2 separate regions of the Homo sapiens genome follow, and region 1 is linked to region 2. A link is a loop called in an ENCODE intact Hi-C map of the cell type or tissue named here. Cell type or tissue: CD4-positive, alpha-beta T cell. All regions are shown on one strand. Links, peaks and the distances in the headings refer to the core of each region. The heading gives the core; the rest is flanking DNA. Region 1 overlaps IL6ST (interleukin 6 cytokine family signal transducer). Region 2 overlaps MAP3K1 (mitogen-activated protein kinase kinase kinase 1).

Region 1 (13,796 bases), core at 10,499-12,998, 860 kb after region 2:
ATTGATCGTGAATAAGAGAGCTACATTGGCTGAAAAATGGCTATAGTATATAGATGATTGTTTTAAAGCTGTGTGTATACATATCCAGAGCAGGAGATTCATTCCTTTCAGCACTGTAAATCTGTTGCCCTGTTACATTTGGAATGTTCTGCCTCCAAAGTTTCATTTTCTTTTAAGCAATCAGCTTCACCCTTTGCTCTAAGGTTGATTGATCTGCTCAGTCTTTTTTTGTTTGGATGTTCTGTTTTATGTATTACCCCCAACCCCACCCCCTAGTGCAAAGTGAGTTAATCAGAGCTATGTTTCAGATAGCATAGCTCTGGTTAGACTGGCATGCTCTGGGATTTTGTCATTGGTAATCTTCACTTGACAATTAGAGTCAAAGATGATGTAGAGTTCATATGTGTGCTATTTTCTCTATCTAGGAACCCCTACCCTTATTTTAAGACTGGGCGCTCCTGGCCCCTGTCTGAATTGGGTATTTTCTGTGCTCCTGTGGCACTTTGTGCATATTCTGCATCTCTAAACTTTGGACTTCTTAAAGGCAAGAACTATTTATATGGCTTCAATTATGTTTGTAACGGAATAAAAATTGAATAAAAGCTTGAGCTTTTATTTCTTAAGCAATGGTGAGAACATGGATGTTCATCAAAGTGCTCTGTAAACCTTTTCATTTGGCTAAAATAGTCTAATTTTAAAAGGCCCTAAGGTCATAAGCATATTCTATGTGTTTTTCAATATGCTTATAATTTTGCTTTTGCATTTAGGTCCTTAATCTGGAGAGAGAGTGTATGCTTATACATGCATGTGCACGTGCATGAGTGTGTGTCTTTTTGTCTGATGAAATGGGGTTCTTTTTTTTCTTTTTTGCTTATGGAGCCAGTTGTCCCAATACTATTTATTGAATAGTCCTTTATTTTCCCAGCAAATGAGCAACCTTTTAAAAAATCAGATACTAAATTCTTATATACACTTGAGTGTGTTTTGTTTTGTACCATTGATTTAGTTGTCTATTCATTTGCCAATCAGTGCTATGTTTACTTTACCTTTAGACTGCCCTTTTTTTTTTTTTCTGCGAGACTTTTTTTTTTTTTGAGACAGAGCCTCGCACTGTTACCCAGGCTGGAGTACAATGGCAAGATCTTGGCTTCTTAGCTTGCTGCAGCCTCTATAAGCCCAGGCTCAAGTGGTTGTCCCACCTCAGCTTCCTGAGTAGCTGGGATTACAGGCATGGTCCACCATGCCCGGCTGATTTTTTTTTTTATTTTTTTTTTATTTTTTATAGAGATGGGGTTTTGCCATGTTGCTTAGGCTGGTCTTGAACTCCTGGGCTCAAGCAATCTACCTACCTCGGCCTCCCAAAGTGCTGGGATTACAGCCGTGAGCCACTGCACCCAGCCTTCTGTTACATTTTCTAATTAGTTATTACTGGTATGTAGGAGAGCTTTTTTTTTTTTTTTTGGAGATGGAGTTTTGCTCTTGTTGCCTGGGCTGGAGTGCAGTGGCGACATCCCGGCTCACTGCAACCTCCGCCTACTGGGTTCAAGTGATTCTCCTGCCTCAGCCTCCCAAGTAGCTGAGATTACAGGTGTGCGCCACCACTCCCGGCTAATTTTGTATTGTTATTAGAGACAGGGTTTCTCTATGTTGGTCAGGCTGGTCTCGAACTCCCAACCTCAGGTGATCTGCCTATCTCGGCCTCCCAAAGTGCTGGGATTATAGGCGTGAGCCACCGCGCCAGCTGGAGAGCTATTTTTTGATGATGTTTTGTTTGACTGTTATGTTAAACTCTAAATAGTCCTATTATTTTTTGATGATGTTTTGTTTGACTACTGTGTTAAATTCTCAATAGTCCTAATAGTTTGTCATGTGATTCTCACTCTTTCTTGATAGATGATCATATCATTCACAATTTATTTTCCATTTTTAGATCTTATTTATTATATTTTTGCTTAAGCCCTTTAGAGCAGTGGTGAATAACTGATGACTTCAAGCATCTTGTCTGAATCTTGACATTAATAGGAACGCTTCTAATTTTTACCTTTAAACCTATAGATGCTTATTATAGGTTTCTTTCTTCCTTTTTTTTTTTTTTTTGGAGGCAGAGCCTCACTCTGTCGCCCAGGCTGGAGTGCAGTGGTGCATTCTCGGCTCACTGCAACCTCTGCCTCCCGGGTTCGAGCAATTCTTCTGCCTCAGCCTCCCAAGTAGCTGGGACTATAGGTGCCCACCACCACGACCAGCTAATTTTCATATTTTTAGTAGAGACAGCGTTTCACCATATTGGCCAGGCTGGTCTCAAACTCCTGACCTTGTGATCCACCTGCCTCGGCCTCCCAAAGTGCTGGGATTACAGGCGTAAGCCACCATGCCTGGCCTTGTAGGTTTCTTATAGTAGTACCTGTGGCAGCAACAGCAAGAGCTGCACTAATAATAACAGCTGTTAACCTTTTATTGAGTAGTTACAATGAGCCAAATGATTCTAAGCACTTTATGTATAATGAGTTATTTAATCATCATAACATTCCTAGATGGGTAGGTGGTGGTGGTACCCCATGTTTACAGATAAAGGAAGTAAAAGTGAAGGCTATTTAAAAACTTGCCTAAGATGTTAAAATATAGGGACTGAAATTTGAACACAAGCAATCTGGTTCTAGAGTCCCTGTATCATCTTTGTTATCCTTCACCAAGGTAAGGATGGTCTCTTTCAGTCTTAGTTTTCTGACACTTTGTTGTTATTTTTAAGTTTTAGATGAACAGTTGTTGAATGTTATCAGATGCTTTTCAAACATCTGTTGGAATGACCCTGTCATTTTCCTTTGGTCTGTTAATATAGTAATTAGCAGTATCTTTTCTCATTTTGAACTGTGCTTATTTTAGGCTAAATACTTGTTAGCATTCACACTTTGGTTTTGTTTTCAAATCTATTTAGACTTTTCTCTAACCATACTACAAAAAAATGTTAAAGGCAGTTTTTCAGGCCCAAGGAAAATGATACCAGATGGAAATACGGATCTATACAAAGGAATTAAAAGCTCTAGAAATGGTAACCACACGAGTAAATATGTGCCAGTCTCACTCTGTCACCCAGGCTGGAATGCAGTAGTGCAACCACAACTCACTGCAGCCTCGACCTCCAAGGCTCAAGCAGTCCTCTCACCTCAGCCTCCTGAGTAGCTGGGACAACAGGCATGCACCACCACAGCTGTCTAACTTTTTATTTTTTGTAGAGGCGAGAGTCTTACTATATTGCCCAACCTGATCTTAAACTTCTGGGCTTAAGTGATCCTCCTGCCTTGGCCTCCCAGAGTGATGGGATTTCAGGTGGGAGCTACCAATGTGAAGTTTTAATATATGCAAAAGTAAAATATATGCTAAAATAGCACAAAGGTCTGGGGGGAGAAATGGAAGTATACTATTATATACTATGCCTGAGGTGACATAATATTACTTGAAGATAGATTGTGAAAAGTTAAAGATGTACACTATAAACCTAAAGCAACCAATAAGAAAACAAAGAATTATAGCTTATTAGCTAACAAGGAAAAGAGAATAAAAAATAATTAAGAAAAATAAATGCAGAAAAGTAAACAGGAACAAAGAACAGTCAAGAAGAAAACAAATATGAAGCTGATAGCTTTAAACCTAATCATATCACAAATTATATTAAATGTAAATGGTCTGAACACCCAATTGGAAAGCAGAGATTATCAGATTGGATACAACCACATGCTGCCTACCCCCTAAAGATGCCACTTAAATATGAAGAAACATACAGATTAAACAAAAAAGAATGGGAGAGGATATGTCATGATAACACTAATCAAAGTAAGACAGAATTGGCTATAGTAATATCAAAGTAGATTTCAGAGAATGTTACCAGTGGTAAAGAAGGGCATTTCCTAATGATAAAAGGGTCAATTTATCAAAAGGATCTACCAAATAACATAGTTTCAAAACACAACAGGGTAAAAACTGCAAGGAGAAGTAAATCCACAGTTATATTCAGGGATTTCAATATCCCTTTTTGAACAATGATAGAAGTAGTAGTCAGAAAATCAGTAAGGATATGGAAGATTTGAACACTATCAACCAAATTCACGTAATGACCATTTATGTAACACTCTACCAGCAGCAGCAGTGCTTTTTAAGTGCACACAGAATATTGATTTCAAGATTTATAAGGCTAAAGTCATCACGACAGTGTGGTGGTAGCATATAAATAAGCAAATTGATCAGTGGAACAAATAGAGTAGGAGTCATCCTACCTTCTGTTTTCATAAAGTACTGTTAGAACACAGCCACCCCTGTTTGTTTATGTATTTTCTATGGTTGCTTTTGTGTCGTAACAGTAGATTGGTAGCTCCAATAGAGACCTTATGGCTCACAAACCTAGAATATTTACCTCCTACCTCATACATGAAAAGCTTGCCCACCCTGGAATTGAGAGTAGCCAAATAGACCCACACCTGTGAACAACTGATTTTTAAGAAAGACGCAAAGGCAATTCACTTGAGAAAGGATAATTTTTTCAGCAAATAGTTTTGAAACAATTATCCGTATATACAAAATGAACTCAAATTTCAGCTTGACACCACACATAAATATTAACTTGAAATAACTGAGACCTAAATGACCCTAAAACTATAAAACTTGTAGGAAAAAACCTTTTTGACTTTATTTTTATTTTTTATATTTTTTTTTTTTTGAGAAGGAGTCTCATTTTGTCACCCAGGCTGGAGTGCAGTGGTGCTATCTCTGCTCACTTGCAGCCTCCTCTGCCTCCCGGGTTCAAGCAGTTCTCTTGCCTCAGCTTCCTGTGTAGCTGGGATTACAGATGTGCACCACCACACCCGGCTAATTTTTAAAATATTTTAGTAGAGACAGGGTTTCACCATATACCCAGGCTGGTCTCGAACTTCTGAACTCAGGTGATCTACCCACTTCGGCCTCCCAAAGTGATGGGATTACAAGTGTGAGCTACTGCGTCGGGCCCTTTATGATTTTAGATTAAGCAAAGACTTCTTAGATACATCAAAAACACAAATTGATGAATTGAACTTTATTAAAATTAAACCTCCTATTCGTCAAAAGATACTGTTAAAAGAATGAAAAGACAAGCATACAAGAAAATAATGCGTAAATCCATTTTCTAATAAAGGCCAGAATATCTTCTTAGAACTTTCAAAACTTAATGAGAAAACAGGAAACCCAGTTGATCAATATGTTTGAACAGACACATCATCAAAGAAGATATAGCCAAGCACACACCTGCCGTAGGGCCTAGCCATTCCACTCTTCACTTACCTTCTATTTTGGGGACACACACTATGTGTTAGTTTCCTAGGGGCTACTGTAATAGAGCATCCCTTTGTTACAGTATCCCTTACCTGAAATACTTAGTAACAGAAGTATATTGGATTTTGGATTTTTTTTTTTCAGTTTGTGTTGTATTTGCATTATATACTTAAAGTTAAGCATCCCAAATCCTAAAATCTGAAATCCAAAATGCCAGAGCTCAAAACGTTTTGGAATTAGAGCATTTCAGTTTTTAGATTTGGGATGTTCAACCTGTACCACAAATTGGGTGGCTCAAAACAACAAATTTATTCTCTCAAGGTTTTGGAGGCTAGAAGTCCTTTTGAGACTTTGGATAGAATCTTCCTTTGCCTCTCCTAGCTTCTGGTGGTAGCCATCGTCGTTGAGATTCCTTAGCTTACAGCTGCATAACTCCAATCTCTGCCTGTGTATTCACATGGTATTCTTCCTGGCTCTGTCTCTTTAAAGACACCAGTCATATTGTACTAAAGGCCTATTATACTCCACTATAACATCCAATTAAATCTGCCCATAGAGTAACATTTTGTGCTACTGGGGTTAAGACTTCAACATATTTTTTGGGGGGAACAGTTCAGCCCATAACAAACAAAAAGAAAATTAATTTAATTATATTGTATTTAGAACAGGGGTTGGCAAACTATAGCCCATAAGCCAAATCCAGCTTGCAGCCATTTTTATAAATAAAGTTGCATGGGAATATACCTATGCCCACTTATTTACATATTGTGTATGGCTGCTTTTGCACTTTAATAACGGAGTTAACTAATTGCAAGAGAGAACTTAAAGCCCACGAAATCTAAAATATTTATTATCTGGCCCTTTACAGAAAATGTTTGCTAGCCTATTTTAGAAGGTGTTAAGTGTTGTAGAAAAAAAAAAAATCAGTAAAGGGGTATAAGAAACACAGGGTGGTTAGGGAAGATCTCTATGAGGAGGTGAATTTGAGCAAAGGCTACAAGGAATTACTCTCTATATATTAACTTATGAAGATGTCCACTATGTAGTGTTAAGTGAAAAAGGTTATAAAACATTTCTCACTTACATGATCCCATCTTTGTAAAATAGAAAAGTGTGTATATTTATACAATGTAAAGTTATATAATACATGTATAAAAAATTTTGCAAGAATATCCACCAAAATGTTCATGGTAGTTATCTCTTGGTGGGATTATAGTGCACTTTCACATGGCATTTTTTCAGTTTCTTTTCATTAGACATTTAAAAAATATTTTTATAAATTTAATTCCTTATGTGTTATTAAGTTATATCAAAGGCTTAATGTGTATGAAACAATAATGGAAGATTCAACTCCTTGCCTAAGTTTGAAGTTACTTGTTGTATTTCAAAGAGGAGCACTAGTACTTAAGCTAGAATTTAAGTGAACAAATCTTAAAATGGATTTTTATCTCTGGTTACATAGAATAGTTGTTAGCAGGCTTAATTTAGTGCTAGTAGAAGAAGAAATATGTGATTGTTAAAGAACTCCGTCTGTCATAAATGTTCCTGTCATGTTTCTGTGACATTACATAGACGTCAGGGAAGTTTGCATTAGGTGTGGGTGAGCCAATAATGTTTGCAAGCGTATATCAAATCATAGCACTAGGGCTGGGCGCGGTGGCTCATGCCTGTAATCCCAACACTTTGGGAGTCTGAGGTGGGCAGATCCCTTTGAGCTCAGCCTGGGCAACATGGCAAAACACTATCTGTACTAAAAATAAAAAAATTAGCTAGGCATGATGGTGCCATCTCTAGTCCCAGCTACTCGGGAGGCTGAGGTGGGAGAATTACCTGAGCCTGGGAAGTTCAAGCTGCAGTGAGCTGTAATTGTGCTACTGCACTGCAGCCTGGTGATGGGAGTGAGACATTGTCTCAAAAAAAAAAAAAAAAAGCACTAGAATATTTGAATACTCTTATACAAGTGTTTATGGGTTTATTTTATTCTGAAGCTCAGAACATATCTAAAGTAGGATACTTTCTGCAAACCCAAAAGCCTAAGAGCAGATGGGGATTTTTAAAGTACACATATAATAAAATTATCAAAGCCAGCCTTCTGAACAAGACTCTCCTCTCTTTACAGTGAAACCCAATGGAAAAAGCATGACATTTAGAAGTAGAAGACTTAGCTTCAAATCCCTACTCCTTCACTTACTAATTTTGTGATTTGGGTAAGTAATTGATCTTGTCTGAATTTTTTGTTTTTTTATTTTACAAAGTTCCAATAAATAATCCCTGCCCTACTCACCTGATTCTTTAGGATATTAGGAGACTAAAGTGAAATAATTTATGTGACAACATTTTGTGTAATGTAAAATAATATCCTAGTGTTAATTGTTATGAACTCATAATTGATACTAATGGAAGAGAACAGAGTGGATAATTTAAAAACTAATTTAATAATTAGTTAATTTTGTGTAGGTATTACCAACTTCTGGCAGTTTATTCACAGTAACACTGTACTGTGAAAGATATATAGAAATTTTCTTCATCTTGATCCCCACGCAACTTATTAATTCAACAAGCATTATTTTGCCTTCTATTTGGCAATTTTAGTTCATATACTGTTCTACAATTGTAATAGTAATGTTACCATAGTAACAAAGTTTATATTGACATTCTTTTTCACATGCAATGTAAATCTAAATATATTCGTGCTTTTTATTTCATCCTTAGGTTAAGTTAGAAAATGAAAAAAAAATCACAATCCATAGGTGACAAAAATAATTTATAAAGAGCCTAACCATTAAATATTTATCCATTGTAACTCTACTGCTTTTTCTCTCACTTGAGAAAACATATGGAAATGAAAGTAAATGAGAATGAACAACTATAGGGATAATCTTGAATTTATTCTATTTTAAATAAATCATTTATGAACTTTGTTTCTCTAACATTAAAAGTAGCAATACTTGTTATACATCATCTAGCTCCTTTCGGCACACTACCATGTTATATCACCATAGTTGAGGAATGATTACAGCTTTTGGTTTTCAGAAATAATCTTTCCTGTATTTATGGTTACTAGTTAGGTTTTGGCTTCATAGAAGCTTCTCAAGTTACCTGCAAATTTCAAGGAAGGTTAGTGTATGCAATGTATGGTTATAATATATGCATAGAAAACTCTGCAAGAGGTGAGGTAATAGTGCTATTAATATAATTTTAAATTAAATATTAGTATCAACAGAAGGAAAGGAGGGAAAAAATAAGCAAACTACTGTCAATTCTGTCAATTTTTTTTTTTATTTTTTTGAGATGGAGTCTCGCTCTGTCACCCAGGCTGGAGTGCAATGGCACGATCTTGGCTCGCTGCAACCTCCGCCTCCCAGGTTCAAGTGATTCTCCTACCTCAGCCTCCTGAGTAGCTGGGACTATAGGTGTGCGCCACCATGCCCGGCTAATTTTTGTATTTTTATTAGAGACGGGGCTTCATCATATTGGTTAGGCTCGTCTTGAACTCCTGACCTTGTCATCCGCCTGCCTTGGCTTCCCAAAGTGCTGGGATTACAGGCATGAGCCACCGCACCCGGCCATAATTCTGTCAATTTTTAAGCAAGCCCCAAGTGAAGTTAACTGTATTGCATATAATATTTTATATAGTGTTACTGTGTCTTCATCTCTTAGATTTGGACTATGAAATCAAGTCCCATAATAGATGTTTCTTCATCACCTCTCCATTACAATCTTTTAAAAATTAGGAAAGATTACTTTCTAAATGTGAAATGTGGAATCTACCTTTGCCTAGTTCGCTTTGCTTGTGTTCCATGGTACTACTCAAACAAATCTAATTGCTTTGAAGTAATCATAAATTCTTTCATGGACCTCTTGTTCTGGAGCAGCTTTGTTGCAAGAATATAGTACATTTGGCTTGGCACAGTGGCTCACACCTGTAATTCCAGCACTTTGGGTGGCCAAAGAAGGAGGATTGCTTCAGACCAGGAGTTTGGGACCTGCCTGTGCAACATAGTGAGACCCCCATCTTTACAGAAAAATTTTTAAAAAATTAGCTGGGCATGCTGGCAAGCTGTTACATGATTAGGGAGTGCATAAAATCAAGTTAGTATGTATATTTAATAAAACAATATTGTGTTCCAAGTGCAGAACTAGGAAGCCATTTCTCATCAAGAAGAGTTAATAGTTTTATTTAGAAGAAAAAAATTACACATTAAGTATTTTGTCTTTAATAATTTTAGCTTTTATTTTAGGTTCAGGGAGTTCATGTACAGGTTACATGAGTATATTGTGTGATGCTGAGGTTTGGAGTACGATTGAACTGTCACCCAGTTGGTGAGCATAGTACCCAATAGTTTGAACCTTAAGTATTTATTTATTTTATTTATTTTTTGAGACGGAGTTTCACTCTGTCGCCCAGCCTGGAGTGCAGTGGCGCCATCTCCGTTCACTGCAACCTCCGCCTCCCGGGTTCAAGTGATTCTCCTGCCTCAGCCTCCCAAGTAGCTGGGATTACAGGTGCCCACCACCACGCCCAGCTACTTTTTGTATTTTTAGTATGGACGGGGTTTCACCATGTAGGCCAGGCTGGTCTGGAACTCCTGACCTCAGATGATCCACCCACCTCGGCCTCCCTGAGTGCTGGGATTACAGGCGTGAGCCACTGCACCTAGCTGACATTAAGTATTTTTTAATTTAAATTTATTTTTTGCATAAGTACTAAAGATTCACATGGTCAACATTGCAAGGCTGCAGAGTATATGGTGGAGCGTCTCCCTACCACCCTGATCTCTCAAATACCCTGTCACAGCCAGTATTTGAACTTTTATCCTCCTAGAGATACTGTGCATATATAAAAAAACGAATGTGTGTTTTGTTTTCTTGTATATTGTTTTGCCCACAAATAATAGCAAATGCGTTGTTCTGTACCTTAACAATGTAACAATGTATTTTAGATAACTTTATGTTTCTGTACATATAGAGCTTCCTCATTTTTTTTAAATGGCTACAAGTATTTACATTTACATGGTTTTGGTATACCATCATTTAACTAGTGTCCCATCATAATCAGGTTGTTTCAGCCTTTTACTGTTAAAAACAATGCAGTGAATAACTTTGTACATGTGTTGTTTTATTCATATCTGTAGGATAAAATAAAGTAGAATCATTAGAATCAAATGTGTGTGTTTTAATTTTGATTGATATTGCCGAACTGGCTCTCTGCCTTGTTTGGGTAGAGCTTTTTTCTTTGTTTTTAAGTGAGGTCTAATTTACAAACAACAAAACTGACCATTTTTAAAGTGTTCAATGTATTGGGAAGCTTATGCCAATTTACACTATAACCTGTAGTGTGTGACGATACTTTCGTTGCTTAGTCTCACAACACCCTGTTGATACTTTTTGGGTTTTTATATTTTTGCCAACACTAATATGTAAGAATGGTATTGGGATAATTTTTGGTTTGTTTACCTTTTGTTACATACTGCAAAACAGAACTCATAAGTGTACAGCTCAGTGAATTTATCACTGTCCAGATCAAGATACAGAACATGCTCAGCACCCAGAATGTCCCCTTTTATACCCTTCCTCACAAAAAACAACTGCTCTGACCTCTGTCACCAAACACCGTAGACTTTTGCCTCTTTTTGAACTTCTGTAAAATAAATCATGCAGAGCGTACTTTCTTGCCTTTTTTCTCTTTTAAAATTTTTTTGTAGAGTCAGGGTCTCACTATTTTGTGCAGGCTGGCCTCTTAACTCCTGGCCTCAAGCAATTCTTCCCCCTCAGCCTCCCAAAGTGCTGATATGACAGGTGTGGGCCACTGCACCCAACCTGTCTGATTTCTTTCATTCTGTATTATATATGAGATTCATCCATGATGCATGTATCTGTTGTTATTTTTCATTGCTGTGATTCAATTACTTGAATATACCATAATTTATCCTAGTGTTAATAGATATTTGGTTGATTTTATTTTTCATCTATTTTGAATAAAACTTCTGTAAACATTCTTGTAGATGTCTTTGGAGGTATTAAGCACTCGTTTCTTTTGGTTATACCTTATCTGGGCAGATTTTGTTTGTTTTAAGGTCTAATTTATAAACAATAAAATTCACCATTTTTTAGTTACAACTTGATAGGAAACCCATGAGTCTAACATTTCTGCGTTTCTTATCAGCAAAAACCCTGATGGCTGCCTTTTTTCTGAACTTTGTTTTGAGACGGAGTCTCGCTCTGTCACCTAGGCTGGAGTGCAGTGGTGTGACCTCGGCTCACTGCAGCCTCCGCCTCCCAGGTTCAAGCAGTTCTCTGCCTCAGCCTCCTGAGTAGCTGGGATTACAGGCGGCCGCCACCACGCCTGGCTAATTTTTGTATTTTTATTAGGGACAGGGTTTCACCATGTTGGTCAGGCTGGTCTTGAACTCCTGACCTCATGATTCACTCGCCTCAGCCTCCCAAAGTGCTGGGATTATAGGCGTGAGCCACCATGCCCAGCCAACTTACCTTTTAAAGAATGTTGGAAGGTAGACTCTCAGAGCCGTGGAGCAAAGGACAGGCTTACTTACAGTCTTCAAAGATACAGATAATGTCTCCCTCTAGAGTAAATGGCAGACATGCTTCCTGCATATTTTTCAAGTTTAGGGTTACTTAAGATCTGTCTTTCTTTCCTGTGAAGCAGCCTGTTCAGGTGTCATCTGACTTCACAATGCCCTGTGACAGTTGGGACTCAAGCAGCTGGCGCAAGAAAATGCTGATACTCTGACTACTGTTATGAGTAATACAGTCCTTTGCTTCTGACGCAAAAATGTCATGCCTTTTGCCAGTATCCATGACACTGTGGTAGGCTGACTTGTTAGCTTGAAAGTAAGGTAAAATCTCAGTGCCTTTGAAACAGTTGACACAGAATTCAGTGAATTTTGACAAATGTAGTCTTTTTTTTTTTTTAAATAGAATTTCGCTTTGTTGCCCAGGCTGGAGTGCAGTGGTGCCATCTCAGCTCACTGCAGCCCCTGCCTTCCGGGTTCAAACAGCTCTCCTGCCTCAAGCCTCATGAGTAGCTGGGACTGCAGGCATACACCACCACACCTGGCGTGTGTGTGTGTGTGTGTGTCTGTGTGTGTCGGGGTCTCGCTCTGTTGCCCATGCTGGAGTCCAGTGGCATGATCTGGGCTTACTGCAACCTCTGTTTCACGGGTTCAAACAGTTCTCCTGCCTCAGCCTCCCGAGTAGCTGGCATCACAGACACCCGCCACCACGCCAAGCTACTTTTTGTATTTTTAATAGAGATGGGGTTTCACCATGTTGGCCAGGCTCGTCTCGAACTCCTGACCTCAAGTGATCTGCCCACCTCGGCCTCCCAAAGTGCTGGGATTACAGGCGTGAGCCATCGCGTCCTGCCAAATGTATAGAGTCTTATAGTCACCACCACAATCAAGTCATAGAGTATTTTTATCACCCCAGATTTCCTTTATGCCCTTTTACGTGTGCCTTCTCTACCTCAGCCCTAGGCAACCCTGGATCTGCTTTCTGTCACCTTAGTTTTGCCGTATCAAGAATTTCTGAGGCACATGCCTGTAATCCCAGTGCTTTGGGAGGCTGAGGCAGGAGGATTGCTCGAGCCCAGGAGTTTGAGACAGCCTGGGCAACATAGTGAGACCCCCATCTCTTAAAAAAAAAAAGAATTTCCTGTAAATAGAGTTATACAATGTATAACCTGTTGTGTCTGGCTTCGTTTATTCAGTGTAATGCTTTTGAGATTCATTCATACTACTGCATGTATCACCAGTTCATACTCTTTTTTTTTTGTTTGCTGAGTAGTATTCTATTATATGTCTCTACCATTGTTTGAATGTATGTTTATACATTCAGCAGTTGGTGGACATTTGGATTGTTTCCAGTTTGGGACTTATGAATGAAGCTGCTGTGAACATTTGAGTATAAGTCTTATTGTGGGCATATGTTTTTATTTTGGGGAGTACGCTCTTTGGAGTGGAAATACCAAGTCTTATGGTGTGCTTTTAACTTGGTAACGAACTATCAAATTGTTTACCAGAGTGTCTGTATCATTTTGCGTTCCTATCTGAGTAGTTCTAATTTATATCTCTCATTTTGAGTGAGGTTGAAAGTATCTTTTCACATGCTTGATTTACTTGTATTTCCTTTTCTATAAACTATTCAAATATGTTTGCCTGTTCTATTAGGTGTTAGAATTTTTTAGTGATTTGTAGGCATTCTTTATATATCGGGAAAATTTTTGGCCATGCTATGAATTACAAACATTTTTTTCCATTTGTCAGGTATCTTTTAAGGATACATATTATGGTGAGTTTTGCCATGTAGAAATTTGTCAGTCTGAAGTTCTTAATCTCACAGTTATTTACTAATATAAGACTTCACATAAGAAAGAAACAAGATATCTCTTTTAATTAACCTTAAAGTATAAATTATGTTTTCTAGCAGTGTTTTCCATAGCCATAACTTCAGTGGGAATAAAGAAAAATAATGTGAAG
Region 2 (15,551 bases), core at 6,944-9,443:
AAATATGTACACTTTGTTAAGCCACGGAAACAATCATGAGCACTGACAGGTCAAGAAAACGTCAAACTGCAACGAAGTCAAAACTTGCCAGGAGGAAATATAATCCAAACAAGTCAAATACACATCAGAATTCGGAGAGGGGGACATGGAGATATAGCCATGCAGAAGTAATCAAGAATATGCAGTGACTCTTAAAATTGGTAGGGATTTTAAATAAATCTAAAAGAGATAAGACAAATCAAGTTAGTAAGCAAGTTAACTTGGTAGCAAATGAAAACTCTAGAAGACTAGCAATTTGAGTTAGCGAATGAAAATCCTAGAAGACTATCAATTTGAGTCAGGTACAATTATTTTTTAAAGAGCAGGTGAGGAGAAAAAGCAGGAGGTGAAGGAAGACTTGTTTTCAAGCGAACACCCTTGGTGTGTAGGCATAAAAGAAAACAAATTGGACTAGAATGAAGCCAATATGTTGTTAGTTCTATTGTGACCTAAGACTCAAGTTCAATGAAATCTGCTGACATATCACAAATTATGAACTATAATATGTGGGTAATATTTACATAGGCAAATGAAAATTGTAAAAATGGTCAGACCTGAACAGAAATATGAGTTTGGTGATTCTGTATGATTCATCATCTTAGAAAACATATAAAAACGTTAGTGACAGAAAAACAACATTGTTCTGCCATTTAAGACAACAAAACAAATGAATTGTAAAGTTACTGTCTGTCTTAGGAATATTTACTACTTAGACTAAATATTGCTTTAAAACACTTATATCACTCATCAGAGTAATCAGCTTTGTAACAGTACTTCTAAATACTAGGACTCTTTCACCTATCTCCCTGCGGGGAGAAACTCAGAACATCCATCAGGCTTAAGGTAAACTATGTTCTGAGCACCCAACAGAGGGAGTTTAAAATTAATATGGTCCCATTTCCCACTTGTTCCTTTCCAACAAAAACCCATAAAACCTTGTATTCTTTTGACATTCTGCGCTAAAAATTCCACTGTTTATTCTTTCCTTTGTTGTGTCCTTGGTACTTGAGGAAAAACCTTTAGAAACCTTTGGGGAAAAATGAAACATTGTGAGTATCCTCTTCCCTAATTGTTGAACACAGATCAGTAAGTAAGAAGGATGTTTTTAAAAACAAAACAAAACAGTTTTTGGCTAAACGTGTTTTTCCTTTTAAGAATCCCCCCTTGCTACTTGACAAATCTAGGGCTGGGAATGTCTACAAGACAACTGATGCATAAACCTAGAGAGACGTTACACTAGAGAAGTAGGTTGGAACTTCCTACACTACTACTGTGGGGGGAGGGGTGTTCTCAGCAAGGCCATGCATCCTGCCCTTATCTGGGGGCACTGGTACAGAATGCATGGCACAGTGAAATGAAAACCTCTGTTCCTTCACCATTTGGGTGTTCATTAAAAAGATCCCAAGTCAGTGTTACATGAAGGCTGCAGTGTATGTTTTCTCCTATGTTTACTTGTTACCTTTGGGGAAATGTGGCAGTGCAGTTTGAGTATACTTCTAAGTGGTCAACTCAACAGGGCTAGTACATACTTACGAAAGTGGTCTGTTAGTATATGTAGGTTATGGCATAATACAACTTACTATAATTCTTACCCCACTAACAAAATTTAAAGCTTCTGTATTTTAAGAAGTTATAGATATGTAATATTTTGAGTGAATACCTTCTATTTTAAAAAAGCCCTTAACTGTTTTTAATGCTCTGAGATTAAAGGAGAAGAGGGGATAACCCCGAATTAGCATACAAAGCCCTCTTACAGTCTTTGCTAGGAGAAGGATTTCTTTCAAAATTCTACAGAACAGCTAGTACTATACTATTTCCTTCCACCTGGTAAAAAGGCATGTTAACTGGGATGCTCAGAATGAGGAAGAATGACTTCCTGACAAATGCAGCTTTTCTTCTTTATGCTTTGAATGCTAGCAAACCACTCCGTTCAATGAATGCTGGCACACCTACCACAGATAAGCACTGGCCAGGCAGCAAAGAAGAAAAATTAAAAAACGAAAGATAAATAAAACAGGGTCTGTGTTCCTCCAATCATTCTGTCTCACAGAAGCAAGAAAACACAATGTCAACTCTGCTGTAATAAAAGTATTTAACATCCCATAAACAGTTGCGAAGGTGGAGTGATCTCCATCCTTAATTTTATCTAGGAGAGTCCTGAAAAGATCCACAGAGGAGGTGATGCCTGAATAATTTTAAAGAACAGAACTGGAAGAGAGAGTTGGTGAAGGCCAAAAGATGTTCCAAACAGAAGACATAGCTTTGGCAAAATAATATCCTAGGCCGGGCACGGTGGCTCACACCTGTAATCCCAGCACTTTGGGAGGCCAAGGCGGGCGGATCACGAGGTCAGGAGATCGAGACCATCCTGGCTAACACGGTGAAACCCCGTCTCTACTAAAAATACAAAAAAATAGCCGGGCATGGTGGCGGGCACCTGTAGTCCCAGCTACTCGGGAGGCTGAGGCTGGAGAATGGCATGAACCCAGGAGGCGGAGCTTGCAGTGAGCTGAGATCCCTCCAGCCTGGGCGACAGAGCGAGACTCTGTCTCAAAAAAAAAAAAAAAAAAAAAAAACCAAAAAAAACAATCCTATAATACTAAACATCTAATGATTCTGCAAATCAGGGAACACTTGATAAAAACAAGTTAGTTGGCTTTATTTATCACAGGACAGCACAGAGCCTCTAATAAGACCTACATGTGTCATTAATCTCCAAGGGGAAAAAGAAGGTATGTAGCATTCCTCACATTCACTTGCCATGGAAGTCCTTTTATGCAGAGCATCTTTGATAGCGCAGTGTTCCTTGGAACATACTCTAAGAAACCTGTACTGGCTCATCTCTACAGACCCTCTGGCTCCAGTAAGTCAATATTTCTAAGAAAATTGCAGAGAAAAAACTAACACCAGGAATCTTAATGTCTTAATACTACTTAAGCTATCACAAAATTTAGCATGTCTGTAGTGCAATTAAGGCTCCAATAATTCAAAATGAATATGGGGAGAAAAGATTATTTAGACAGCCAGCGAGATGGGTAGTCTCGTTGTATGAACCCACCCTAAGAGAAGGGGGCATCAGAAATTCAAGCCTGGCCCAATCCAACCACTAGCAGAGGCCAGAGTCTGTCACAAAGATTTGCCCCTGGTCCAGTCCACTCATTCTCTGCCAAGCTCTTAGGTCTGGGGTGAAAGCAAAAAAGCCATGAGAAACCAAACCAAACCAAACCAAAAAACCTTGGTAATTTATTTTCTCTAAAGGTCTCTATATGGTTACAAGTAAGTCCCAGAATACAAAATAAAATAAATGGGCCTGGGGAATGGTTCTCATTTCATTGTAAAGACCCTGGAACTCTGCACAGTGGGAACATTGTGCATCTTCAGCACTGATGGTGGTGTTACTGGCAGGACTGGTGGGTGAAGCAGGTCCGAGGGGGCGAGGCCAATGTGGCTGAAGGAGGTGATGGCAATGGCCAGAAAGCAGTGCTGACCAGAGACGGCTACTGGGTCACTGGCCAAATTCAGCACATGTAAGACCCACACTGGGGACTTCAGGAAGAACTGGTGGGTGGGGGGTGAAGAGACTGTTAAAGGTACTTATGGAGCAACAGCCACCCAAACGAATCAAATCCAGGTAGCTTCTATCAAAATGACCCCATTTTAACAGGCTGGGGTCACATGAGGAAACGTGTTGCATCTACAACAAAACCAGGAAGGACTTCTTAGTCAATAGAGATCATACCACCTGAAAGATATGTTCCTAGGACTGGATAGATAAGGTAAGAAGCCATACCACATACAGAAGAAGTATGGCACAGCGATCAGGGGCATGAGTTCTGGAGCGAGACTGCCTGGGTTAAGATATAAGCTCTGACACTACCTGTGCAATCTTGGTAGAAGTGCTTCTTTGTGCCTCAATTTCCTCACTATAAAATGGGGATAATAGTATCTACCATATAAAGTAGCGACCAGGATTAAATAAATTAATATATATGTAAAGTACTTAGAAGAAAGTTAACTTCTTAGAGTTCCTCCCATTATTCTCCTATAAATGGGGATAATAATAATAGCTAATACTTATGACCCACCTACTACCCGCCACACCTTGTTCTAAGTCTTTTACATATAGTTAATTCTTACCTCACTTTTTAAATGAACATGGATGAAGTACTTGCAATGGCACCAAGTGCATGGTAGCCCACAATAAACTGAATTACTACTATCACTACTACTACTATTAAAGCTAGCCTCTGCAGTGCCTCCTCTGTTCTAAGTACTACTCTAGGTATTGTCCATACAGTGGCTTTACATCTCACCAAAGCTACAAGGTAAGAGTCCTCATCTTCATTGGGCAGATGAAGAAACCTGCAGAAAGATTAAGTAGTTTGATTAACTCTCCATAGTCAGTGACAATTCTGAGTTTCAAAACCAGCTCTCTACGACTTTAAAGTCCTGTCCTCCTCCACTATGCTGTTATTATAACTTCTTTTAACAAGTTATTTGAAAAACAGATGACAGTAGCAAAATAAAACTTTTTTTCTGGTTTCAGAAGGTAACAATGTTGACTAGCAACATCTAGAATATGAAGACTGCTGTACAAGGCTGCTTCTGCTGGTATTGAGGGAGAGAAGAAGCTCTAGCCAGAAGACAAAGGAGGCTTCAACTGTTTAATATTAGTTCCTTTAAAAAATACACATCCAACTGCACTGCAGCAAGTACAATAAAATATTAACATTTATTAAATACAGGTGAAGGTTTTCTGGCTGTTTATTATACTATTATCTAATGTATTCCATCTGTATCTTTCTGTATGCTTGAAATATTTCCTTAAAAATAAACATGCACCACTGAACTACTACTCCACACTGTGGGAAGCTTCACGGAACTAAAGGAAAATGACAGGATTCAGGGGTCTGGAAATTCATAATCAAGTCCTGACTGTGCCATTAGCCATGACATGCTCTTAAGAAATTCACAACCTTTTTGGAACTTAAGAACCTATGAAATCACATCAGACTACAAGATGATAGCTTAGGGTCATTCAGTGTGAACATACAATTCATTTATCGCCACTGCCACATCAATATTATTCCTGTCAGGCAGATAGACACCATCAGAAGATAGAAAGCTCAATAGGACCACAAATTCCTTTTAATCGTTAAATCTGGAGAGTACTTCCCAAAATTTTTTTGAGTAAAATATTCTTTGTCATTCTATAATCCAGTGGCTCTCCATGTTTTTGAATGTGAAAATCCTTTCTTAAGGTATCATCACCATCTACGTGGTAGCTAAGTGGATCTGCAGACCCCTTGTACTAACTCAGGCAGTATATCAGTATGGGTGACATACTGTTACGAACTTTTAGACTCCTCCAATATTCACTATCATAGCAATTCAAACTTTATTACTAAGAGAGGCACGTATTATGTATAAGACTCTATCAAAGCTCTCAGAAAGTTCAGACAACTGTCAAGCAGAACATTCGAGAAAGTAGAGAGCACAAAGATTTTAAGATCGTTTTACATGAAAAATATTAACCTGTCTAGTTTTTTTTTTTTTTAAATCAATAAGCCATACATTTCTCTTCCTTAAAAGGCTTAACAATTTTGACCTCAGATGATCTGCCTGCCTTGGCCTCCCAAAGGGCTGGGATTACAGGTGTGAAACACCTTGCCCAGCCAATATGGCAAAACCCCATCTCTACTAAACACACACACAAATTAGCTGGGCGTGGTGGTGCATGCCTGTAATCCCAGCTACTCAGGAGGCTGAGGCAGGAGAATCGCTTGAACTCGGGAAGCGGAGGTTACAGTGAGCTGAGAACGTGCCACTGCACTCCAGCCTGGGTGACAGACAGAACAAGACTCCATCTTTAAAAAAAAAAAAAAAAAACCTTAACAATTTTGCATTTGCATATTTAAGTGCTGTAAGTCAAAAAGATGCAAAGTAGTAGCCTGAAATGAGACATGAAACATGGCGGCTCTCAGACCAAGTTTCAGTTCCAGTTGTTTTTACGTCCCAATGTGAATTCTATTAATAACTACTTCAGGCCAGAGCTCTCTGTAGCCACACAGCTGACTTTTCTCATAATCTGGAATAATGGTATCAGATACGCTTAATCTCAGTCAAGTTACAGAAGTTAGGGTTTTCTGTTTTTTAAAAGGAGAAAAGCTGGGATACAATATTAAAAGTCATACTAGTTTTCTGAGTGCAAATCTGAAAACACAGTTATTGCTAAAATATTTACAAGTTTTGTATTATTAAATAATGTTTTCAGAGAATACTTGCTATTCAGCCAATTAATACTCATTATTTGGCTGGACGCAGTGGCTCATGCCTGTAATCCCAGCACTTTAGGAGGCCGAGGCGGGTAGAACACCTCAAGTCTGGAGTTCAAGACCAGCCTGGCCAACATGGTGAAACCCTGCCTCTACTAAAAATACAAAAATTAGCCAGGTGTGGTGGCATGTGCCTGTAATCCCGGCTAACTGGGAGGCTGAGGCAGGAGAATCGTTTGAACTTGGGAGGCGGAGGTTGCAGTGAGCCGAGATCAGGGCACTGTACTCCGGCCTGGGTGACAGAGCAAGGCTCCATCTCAAAAAAACAAAAAACAAACAAACAAACAAAACGCTTATTTAAGTAACATGAGTAGATGTCAATGGCAAGTTACACAATAAGAGAAACTTTGACTTTAAAACCAACTTTACCATAGGCCAATTGATGTAAACAAGTGGGAAAGTTTCTATGGCATATTTCTGGTCACAAAAACATCACCAAACTTCTAGAGACCCCAAACACTTCTAACACTAAACACTGAAAAAATGTGAGCTGTAACATACATTTAAGAAACATTAATAAGATGATTATTTACCCACTTATTCCAGTTCAGGGTCACAGGTGGCCAGAGCCTGTCCCAACAATTCAGGGTGCCAGACTTGAACTAGCCCTGGGTAGGATGTCATCCCGTTGCAGGGTGCATTAACAAACACCCACATTCTCTCAGTCTGGGTCCTTGCAGACATGACAATGAACCTAACGTGCACATCTTTGGGGTGTCAGGGGGAAACCAGAGTACTGAGAGAAAATCCACCCAGAGATGGGGGGAGTATGCAAACTCCATACAGACAGTAGCCTCTGCCAGAAGAGATTTTTATCCTCATCAACTTTTTAGCAAAATTGTCCAAAATGTTCAACTAAATGACATTATTGAAGGATCTGCTATACTTTACACTGGAAAAATAAAAGGCAACTAACCATTGGTTAATATACCTGACACTATATATGTATTTTTTCACTTCAGGATCTTAATCTATCACCCCTCATGGATTATACCATTAATCTGTACACATAAGCAAGGATAAATCAATTTAGCATACAGTCCACCTCTTTTAAATACCACTCATGACTTGCATAATCCAATCGACAAGTGGAAAAAGCTGGAGATGGCTGATGCCTAGTAGTCAATTAAGCCACAACATCAAAAATGTCCCAATATACTAAAAATAATGACTATGCGAAATTCTCAAATGATGTCCTTTAATTCGGATACTGGTGTGTTTGCTGCTGTTCATGTACTCAACCTTTCACTAATGAGATACTATTGTTAGGAACTACAAAAAGAGCACCATATGGATTACTCTGAAGTAGGCCTTTGGATTCGCAACTTGACCTCAGGAATCCCTCCACTGACCTATGGCCAAGTTGTGATCAAGCAATCTCTGCACTAATATTATTCCCTAGGAAAACGAAGTCTCCCCAGAAGATCTCGACCAATGTCATATGCTCTTCAATCCCCTTCAATTATTTTTTGGAATAGTTCATTTCCTCCCAGCCATTTGCTCCTAGCTCAAAACAAAACAAAACAAAAAACCTTCTGGGCCAGTGAGTACATTAACATGATGGTAAGGTTTTGAGACTTGCCAAGTGCTGAATCATGTTTATGCTTAGGTTTTGTTTCTACACCTGGTTTTGGGGGCATAAACTCCCTCTAAGAATCCTAGCTACCCTAGTCAATCCACTGGAAGACGGGATCACTGCCCAGCAAATGCCACCCACTAAGGATTCAAAGTGAAACAAGATTCTTCGAATTGAATGGAAGAAAACAAAAGCTCTTCATTCAGTAGGTGGCACTCTTTCCTTAAAAATGTTAACTCAGGCAATCATTAATACCAAAGATGTCATCTGCCCACTAATCACTTGAAAGAGAAGGCACATTAACTCTAACATCCTGTCCTAAATATAGTCTGAATCATTACTGTCTTCCTAAATAATGTCTTCCTCATTTCAATGAGATCCTGGAGTTGTTCATAAATATGCCAATTTCTTTTCACTATAGCAAAAGCTACAATTTCATAGAACCAAATAATTGCATTTACTTTAAACTGGCAGGTTTTGACTTATGACTTTTCCTGCTATATGCTTCAAAAGACATTCATCATAACTGTTTTCTAATTTTAATGATTTCAGATATAAATGACAATTTGAATGGAAATGGGGCAAAGAACTGTACTTGTAACACAAATTGTATTACTCCATTTTAAAACAAGACAGCTCTTTTTCATAGGCATGCATATGAATATTCTTTTTAAAACAACAGCTTTGACTCAATTCATCATCACTCTGACTGATACCGGACCAAAGTTATCAACCTGAAAACTTTTAAACTGAAAAATGAAAACAGACTGACAGCTAATAAAATGTGAGTTTGCCTAGCATACAGAAGAAGCAAAAAATAAAAATAAAACCCTAGTTTATCTAGTTTTCCTTAGGCATATTTCCTGGTGTCAGTACTCTGTAGGGTTCACCTCATTAACTGAAGCTCTAGGGTCCCCTTGGAGAAACCATCCCAGGTGCTGCCTTCAGCCTCCCCCACTGGCCACGTCCCCTAAAACTCAGTGTGAAGAAATCTTCCTCAGTCCTCACTCAGCAAAGAGCACTGCTATAATGGCCTCTTATCTGTTTCCCACTCTTGACTTTGAGATCCGTGAGGACGGAAATGGGTCTCAAGCTTATGTCTCCTGCCCCAGCAGAAAGCCTGGCACAAGGGTGGTAGTCAATAAATATGTACTTAATAAAATAATGGATTAATCTTTTCCCCTTGGACTTTTACTTGAGAACAAAGCCTTTGTCTTACTCATCTTTCATCCAGACTCCCAAATGCCCAGTATTTGTACATAGGAAGCTGTGAGGAAGCAATGCCTTTCCAATATGAACTTCTACGCCAGAAAGATCTCCAAGATGTAAATAAGCTTCACTGAGGCCTTTGTGTATGCCAAGTATCCACTGTTAGTCCTGGGGCACTGCAGAAAGAGGGAAGAGCTCCCACACCACTCTTGGGAAAAATGACAGCTTTCAACCCCAGGAAAAGACTAAGAGATGGTCAGTAAAGAAGCTAAGAACCATGAGTCTAGACTCATATATATTTCAGTGAAAACCTAACTTAGGAACTTACCCATGTCTATAATTTTGTTAATGGCTGTTAATTTTTCCTGTGGTAAGTAGGAATAAAATGCCTTGAAGAAAACCCTCAGAGATTCAAAGATCTTGTGGCTGGGAGGGGAGATGCAAAAGCCATGAAGTGCATCCTATTAGGGAAGCAACCCAAGAGGAAGAAAGGGAACTAGCTCAGGGGGTCAGTGAATGGGCATGTCTGGGGGGCAGTGCTGGAATTCCGAATCCAAATTTCTCACACCTAGATTCTCCTAGCTTAAGGTGGGGGGATACTGCTGGCAGGATACATTTAAAACCACAGCATAAGCATAAAAAATGGAGCATCTGTTTTCTAGAGTGTCAATTTTATTCCAAGATTTCTGAGAGGAGTACCCTGTGATGGTTTTATGTCAAAGATACAAAGGTGGCTAAAATACAAAATTCAAATGGATTAAGGTAAATCAAAAGACTTGAGACTTGAATCGATTGTGTTCACTGTTCCAAGTAAGCATTACTAGGATGACAGTCTGCACAGACACTCCTGGGTCCCTTTCCTTCAGTCCCCTAAAAGAAGTATGCTGGATGGATAGGGCCAAAATGTTTGACAATAGGCTGAAGCAGCTGTTCTCAACAACTCTGCCATCATAATATGACAGTCACATACACAAGACAAAACTTCAATAAACTGTTTAGGGAGTGCCACACAACTAGCCTCATGTAAACAGTAACAAGTCACTCCCGACCCGAAGCAGAGACAAGATAAACCGCACAAATGCCCAAAGCGTTAATCACATCTCTACCACTTTCCCCATCCAAGAAAGCCTATCAGTATGCAAGAGAATAAGTAATATCTATATGGGTATTTCTAAATAGGTCCGAAATTAACTCTCTAAAAACTAATCACTTTAACACTCTGACATTATTACCAAAAAAAAGGTAATTCCTGAATTACCTTCCCACGTGCACTGCCACACCCATGTCACCAGCACCAAAATTTGACTGGCTGTAGTCAGGTACACATGCTGACCAAGTTGAAATATGGAGAGAGAGTATTTCTATGAGGTATTTAAAAGCGACAATTAGGAAGAGGGTAGACAAACACAAGAGCCACTCAGAGGGCTTGGACGGAAAACAATTCTCTGAACAACCTGGGATAGGGATGGTCCTTTACAGGAACTGCTCACATCAACCTCAGTCGAGTCCACAAACCAAGCAGAAATCATGAAATGGGTTCTGCGCACACTTACAAACACGTTTTTGTTAGAATATTATCTCTCTGAGAGCAGGGATTTGTGTCTGTTTCATTACTGCCATCTTCCTAGTATCTGCATACAGCCAATTCTTTACAAAATTTGATGAGTGAATGTTTTGTTATACCACAAGCTACAATTTAAACAAAGAGAACACAAACATTTCTAACTACAAATTTCCTATTTCAAAGGTATAGCTAGCTTTTCATTAGACTGGCTTCCTATTAACCATCAATTGACCCCCTCCAAGCCGCCATCTCCTTGAGAAATGACATTTCAGAAAAGCATGCTCACTACTTTAACCACAAATAAAACTTTTTCCTCTCTGTGCCATCTCTTCAGCTTGTAAAATTCCCCCCCTTTTTATCTTAAAACAAAAAACCACCAAACCCCAAAATGCTTCATCTTTGCAAACATTCTAGCTTCTATTTCTCTCCCATCTCCCTCCTTCTCCAGGTTTCTCCAGAGTAGCCTAAGATTCCGCACCTCTCCTTCATCCCTCAGTAAAGTACGTCCCACTCCCATCACTCCATTAACCCACGTCCTCTGTAGCCCTCAACCAGCAGCATCCCTACTGCGGACCACTGGCTCCTTGGAAAAAGTCCTCTTCCTACCTTCCTGTCTCCTCTTCCCTGCCTTCCTGTCTCCTCTTCCCTGCCTTCCTGTCAACTCTTCCCTGCCTCCTTGTCTCCTCTTCCCTGCCTTCCTGTCTCCTCTTCCCTGCCTTCCTGTCAACTCTTCCCTGCCTCCTTGTCTCCTCTTCCCTGCCTTCCTGTCTCCTCTTCCCTGCCTTCCTGTCTCCTAACCTGCAGTGGTCTCAGGCTCCTCCATAGGATCCTCTTCAGCTCTTTTCCAGGAAATACTGGCATTCTTCAGGGAGGAAGCTGAGCTAGTATTTCCCTGCTACCCTTTCTAAGGTATGGATGTGATCCTGGGCCTGCCCATCAAGGAATTAAGATTGCCAACAGAACTATCATTCACTTCTCAACCCTTAGCATCTGTGCCAGATTCTAAGCCATCCAAGGTTCAACGGAGCAAAGGTTCCATTGGAGAGAAACACTGGAGGCCATGAAACTTCAAGCCTGCAGGTGGAATTACCACTAATAAGTAATTAACTTGTATAAAATAAGATACTTAATTTTATATCTTATTACTTGTTAAGACTTATTATAATAATATCTAAAATTAAGTATCTTATTTTATACAAGTTATTCTCTTAAAAGCTGTATATAAGTAAAATATACACAACAAAATCATTTTCAGGAGCCTGACACCATCACCCTTATTCTGGCTGGGGTGTCAACTCACATTTTAATTTAAAAGGCTTTCTTAAAGCACAACAATATTTCTCTCATCTTTTTTCTTTCTTTGTTTTGAGATGGAGTCTTGCTCTGTTGCCCAGGCTGGAGTGCAGTGGCATCATCTCAGCTCACTGCAACATCCGCCTCTCGGGTTCAAGTGATTATCCTGCCTCAGCTTCCCGAGTAGCTGGGATTACAGGCACCTGCCACCATGCCCAGCTAATTTTTTGTACAGTACAGACGGGGTTTTACCATGTTGGCCAGGCTGGTCTCGAACTCCTGACCTCATGATCCACCCAAAAGCAAATTAACAGGCAGTATTCAACAAGCTGTCCTCATATCCAGGCATACACATAGAATCCTGTCACATCCAGGTAGAACCTACAACTACTCTTCAGTTTCCTCCAAGAGTTTCTTATGAAATTAGCTACAAGTAATCAATAACTAGCTAGAGAACACAAGAATTAAACTCTCTTTTTATCTCCCCTGGCTCCAGCATTTACCTAGGGCTCACTCAGTTCCTAGCACAGTACATACACATAGGAAAGTATGTCAATAAACAAGTGCTGAGCTAAAGTGACAGTGTTTAAGTTTCCAACCATAAGCAGTTCACATAAAAGACTTATGGGCCAGCAAACTACTACTGAAGAAAAAATAATGGCATGTCAGAGACACAGTTAAGGATAAAGATATTTATCTTGCCTTGAAGGAGATTTCAGTTTTACCTGAGTGACCTTTCTATAAACTAAAAGATAATCTCCTTTGTTGGGAAGGCATAGGGGTCAGGAAGATTACTGAATTCTCTCAGTCACTAAGCTCTTATAATTATCAAAGAAGGTGCCTGCTGAACACAAAATAAAGGCCCCACATGTGACAGGCAGGCATTCGTTAACTTATTTCACTAGTAAAGAACAACCACCAGTAACAGAATAAATGAACAGAAGTCCATCTAGGCATAACTTAATACTAGATGCTGGCCTTAGATATCATCTTTACTCAAATTAAAGGGCATTACCAACCAAGAATAATTAATTCTTTTAATTAAAACACATTAATTAAAAGAATGCTGAAGTGTGAAATAAGCCTAAATTTAAAATAACTGGAAATGAAAACCAGCTTTCCCCGCCCCCGCCAAGGCTCATTTGTAAACAGCTTTAACAAGTGTGTCTTGTTGTAAAGACACACGTTTCAGAATGCCTAAGGTACTGCAGGAAGCTCCCTGGGAGCATGCAGAGAGATACTCAGGTGTGAGCTGAGGCACTGTGGGGGAGGGAGTGTGTGCATAGACAGCAGGAGGTCATGAGTGTTCACTCTCCCCTTACTACTGTGCAAGGCTGCGTAGGCACCAAATGAGAAGCATGTCAGACAGTCTGGGCAGGCACTCTGTGAAGTACTCCAAAAGTGTTAACAATTACTGCTTTTAATGTATGTGCACACCAAGCATATCTCCAATTTTGCTGGCAAAAAAATGTATGTATTAACAAAGTTCAACCATATTTTTCCCTGAAGCCGCGTCTCTTCCCTGGCCTTGTAAAAACACTGAAATTTAAATGTATTTGTGTTTATAACTTGCTTTATTTTAGAAGAACTTCATATAAAAACAAAAAAATCATGGCAGAGCATGGTGGCTCACGCCTGTAATCCCAGCACTTTGGGAGGCTGAGGCAGGCGGATCACAAGGTCAGGAGATCAAGACCATCCTAGCCAACATGGTGAAACCCCATCTCTACTAAAAACACAAAAATTATCTGGGTGCGGTGATGCATGCCTGTAATCCCAGCTACTAGGGAGGCTGAGGCAGGAGAATCACTTGAACCCAGGAGGTGGAGGTTTCAGTGAGCTGAGATAGCCCCACTGCACTCCAGCCTGGTGACAGAGCGAGACTCCGTCTCAAAACAAAAACAAAACAAAACAAAAACTTAAAATGCTTCACTAATGTTTTCTGTATTTTTGGAAGACCTAAATAGATAATTTAATTTAAAAAGTCATCACTACATATGATTTTGACTTCATAATACACTATGTGAAGAATGAATAAAAGCTAAGACAAAGAAATGAATAATTTTTCCAAGATAATAAAATTTGTGCTCTGATTAAACAAACTTACCTCTTGATTTAAAAAAAATATGCAAAGATAATCATAAAGGTTAAGAACGCAGGCTTGAAGTCAAACTGCTAAGGTTCAGTTTCAGGCTTTGCCACCCACTAGCTGTGCTACCACCTTGCCAGGATACCTCACCTCTCACAGTCTCTGATTTCTCATATGTAAAATGGGAATCAAAATTCACAAGGATGATGTAAGACTTAAATGAGACAATTTATATAAGGCATCCAGTGTACCAAGCACAGAGGAAGTTAACTATTATTGCCATTTCAGATAAGTACAGTAGGAGAGTGACAGTGAACTAGGATGATTGAGGCTGGATCCCAGACCCAGCACTGTACTGAAGTAGGAAATCTCTCAACAATGGCTGAACCCCCTTTGCTTGCCACTTTTACTGCTTAGAGTCAGGAGGTTGTCCTTCCGAATTCTAAAATGCTATGACCATAAATCCTAGTATTTTATTTTTACCCTTCTGAAAGGGTAGGTTTTTATATTCATCATCTCATTTGCTCTTCCCAAATTCTCTAAGTATGAAGGGTATCATTATTTCTAATTCATAGATGAGGTCAAACTCAAAAGAGGTTAAATAAAGTAACTTTACTCAAAATCCTGCCAAAGTGTTAGGACAGTAATGGGGAACGGTCTCACAAGCCTGAGCCAGTGCTAACACTTCATCTACCACAATAAGCAGTCAGACAGCAGGTTAAATATCTTTCCACTAAAGACACCTGGCAATTCCCTCTCCAACAGCTAAAAGGGGAAAGAGGAAATCAAATATGCCCACAAGGAATGTCTAGACTCTTGAATTTCAACTGCAATTCAATTAGGTTTTTTACTTTAACAGACACAGTAAACTGTTTAGTATCAGAGTAATTTAGGTTTTCAAAGTATTATCTATAAAAATCTCACTTTCACATAAAGTAGGTCTCCTTAACTCTTGTGAGGTCAAAAAAGAATTCTCATGGAATTCATTTAATTTTTGCATTAGTCCTACATAAGCAATCATAAGTACCTTGAAATACATGAGAATACTCAAAAGGATTAATGTTTAATGTTCTAAAAGAAAAAGGAAATGATTCTGGATATCATTTAATAAATGTGTAAGTTTCAATTTTTGAAAGTGCAAACTAAATGCCTGCCTGATAGTTGGTCTGATTAAACTCGAATTACAAAATGAACAAATAGATAAACATTAGAAATCATGGGTTAAAAAAAAATTAGGGCTAGGTTTTTTGTGGTCTGTCTTCGTCTCTCATAGAATCTGCCTAGAAAGAAGCCTGATTAGGTTTTGGAGTTCACTGGTTTGCGATGGATTCTGCCACCTTCCCTTTTCTACCCCCTGCTCTCCCTCCCATTCCTAATCCTGCAGGTGGGAATCACAGGGGACACATATAATCACAGAGGACAGACAGTAATGGCTTTCAGGTCTCT

What was found. A loop is a pair of places that touch in the nucleus more often than their neighbours do. Peaks named below come from ENCODE experiments on the same cell type or tissue, not always from the same donor. Only the 100,000 strongest peaks of a DNase experiment are listed, where the experiment ranks them.
Region 1: a loop joins it to region 2, with 7 times the contacts of the local background. A loop is called at or near these places in 6 of 110 quality-filtered maps.

The regions. Positions count from the first base shown.
Region 1 is chr5:55,976,433-55,990,228 of GRCh38, reverse strand. IL6ST (interleukin 6 cytokine family signal transducer) reads left to right here. Exons shown (of 17, transcript NM_002184.4): 2 at 7,418-7,505. Among named protein-coding and RNA genes, the nearest start is that of IL6ST, 12 kb to the left of the region's middle. In CD4-positive, alpha-beta T cell, for the core only: CTCF peaks have their summits at 11,713 and 11,917; a DNase peak (open chromatin) is centred at 11,978; H3K27ac peaks cover 1,721 bases.
Region 2 is chr5:56,831,248-56,846,798 of GRCh38, reverse strand. All of the region lies in intron 1 of MAP3K1 (mitogen-activated protein kinase kinase kinase 1), which reads right to left. Among named protein-coding and RNA genes, the nearest start is that of MAP3K1, 23 kb to the right of the region's middle. RefSeq lists a silencer at 2,476-2,718 and an enhancer at 3,360-3,529. In CD4-positive, alpha-beta T cell, for the core only: CTCF peaks have their summits at 7,919 and 8,119 (motif pointing right); a DNase peak (open chromatin) is centred at 8,168; H3K27ac peaks cover 1,760 bases.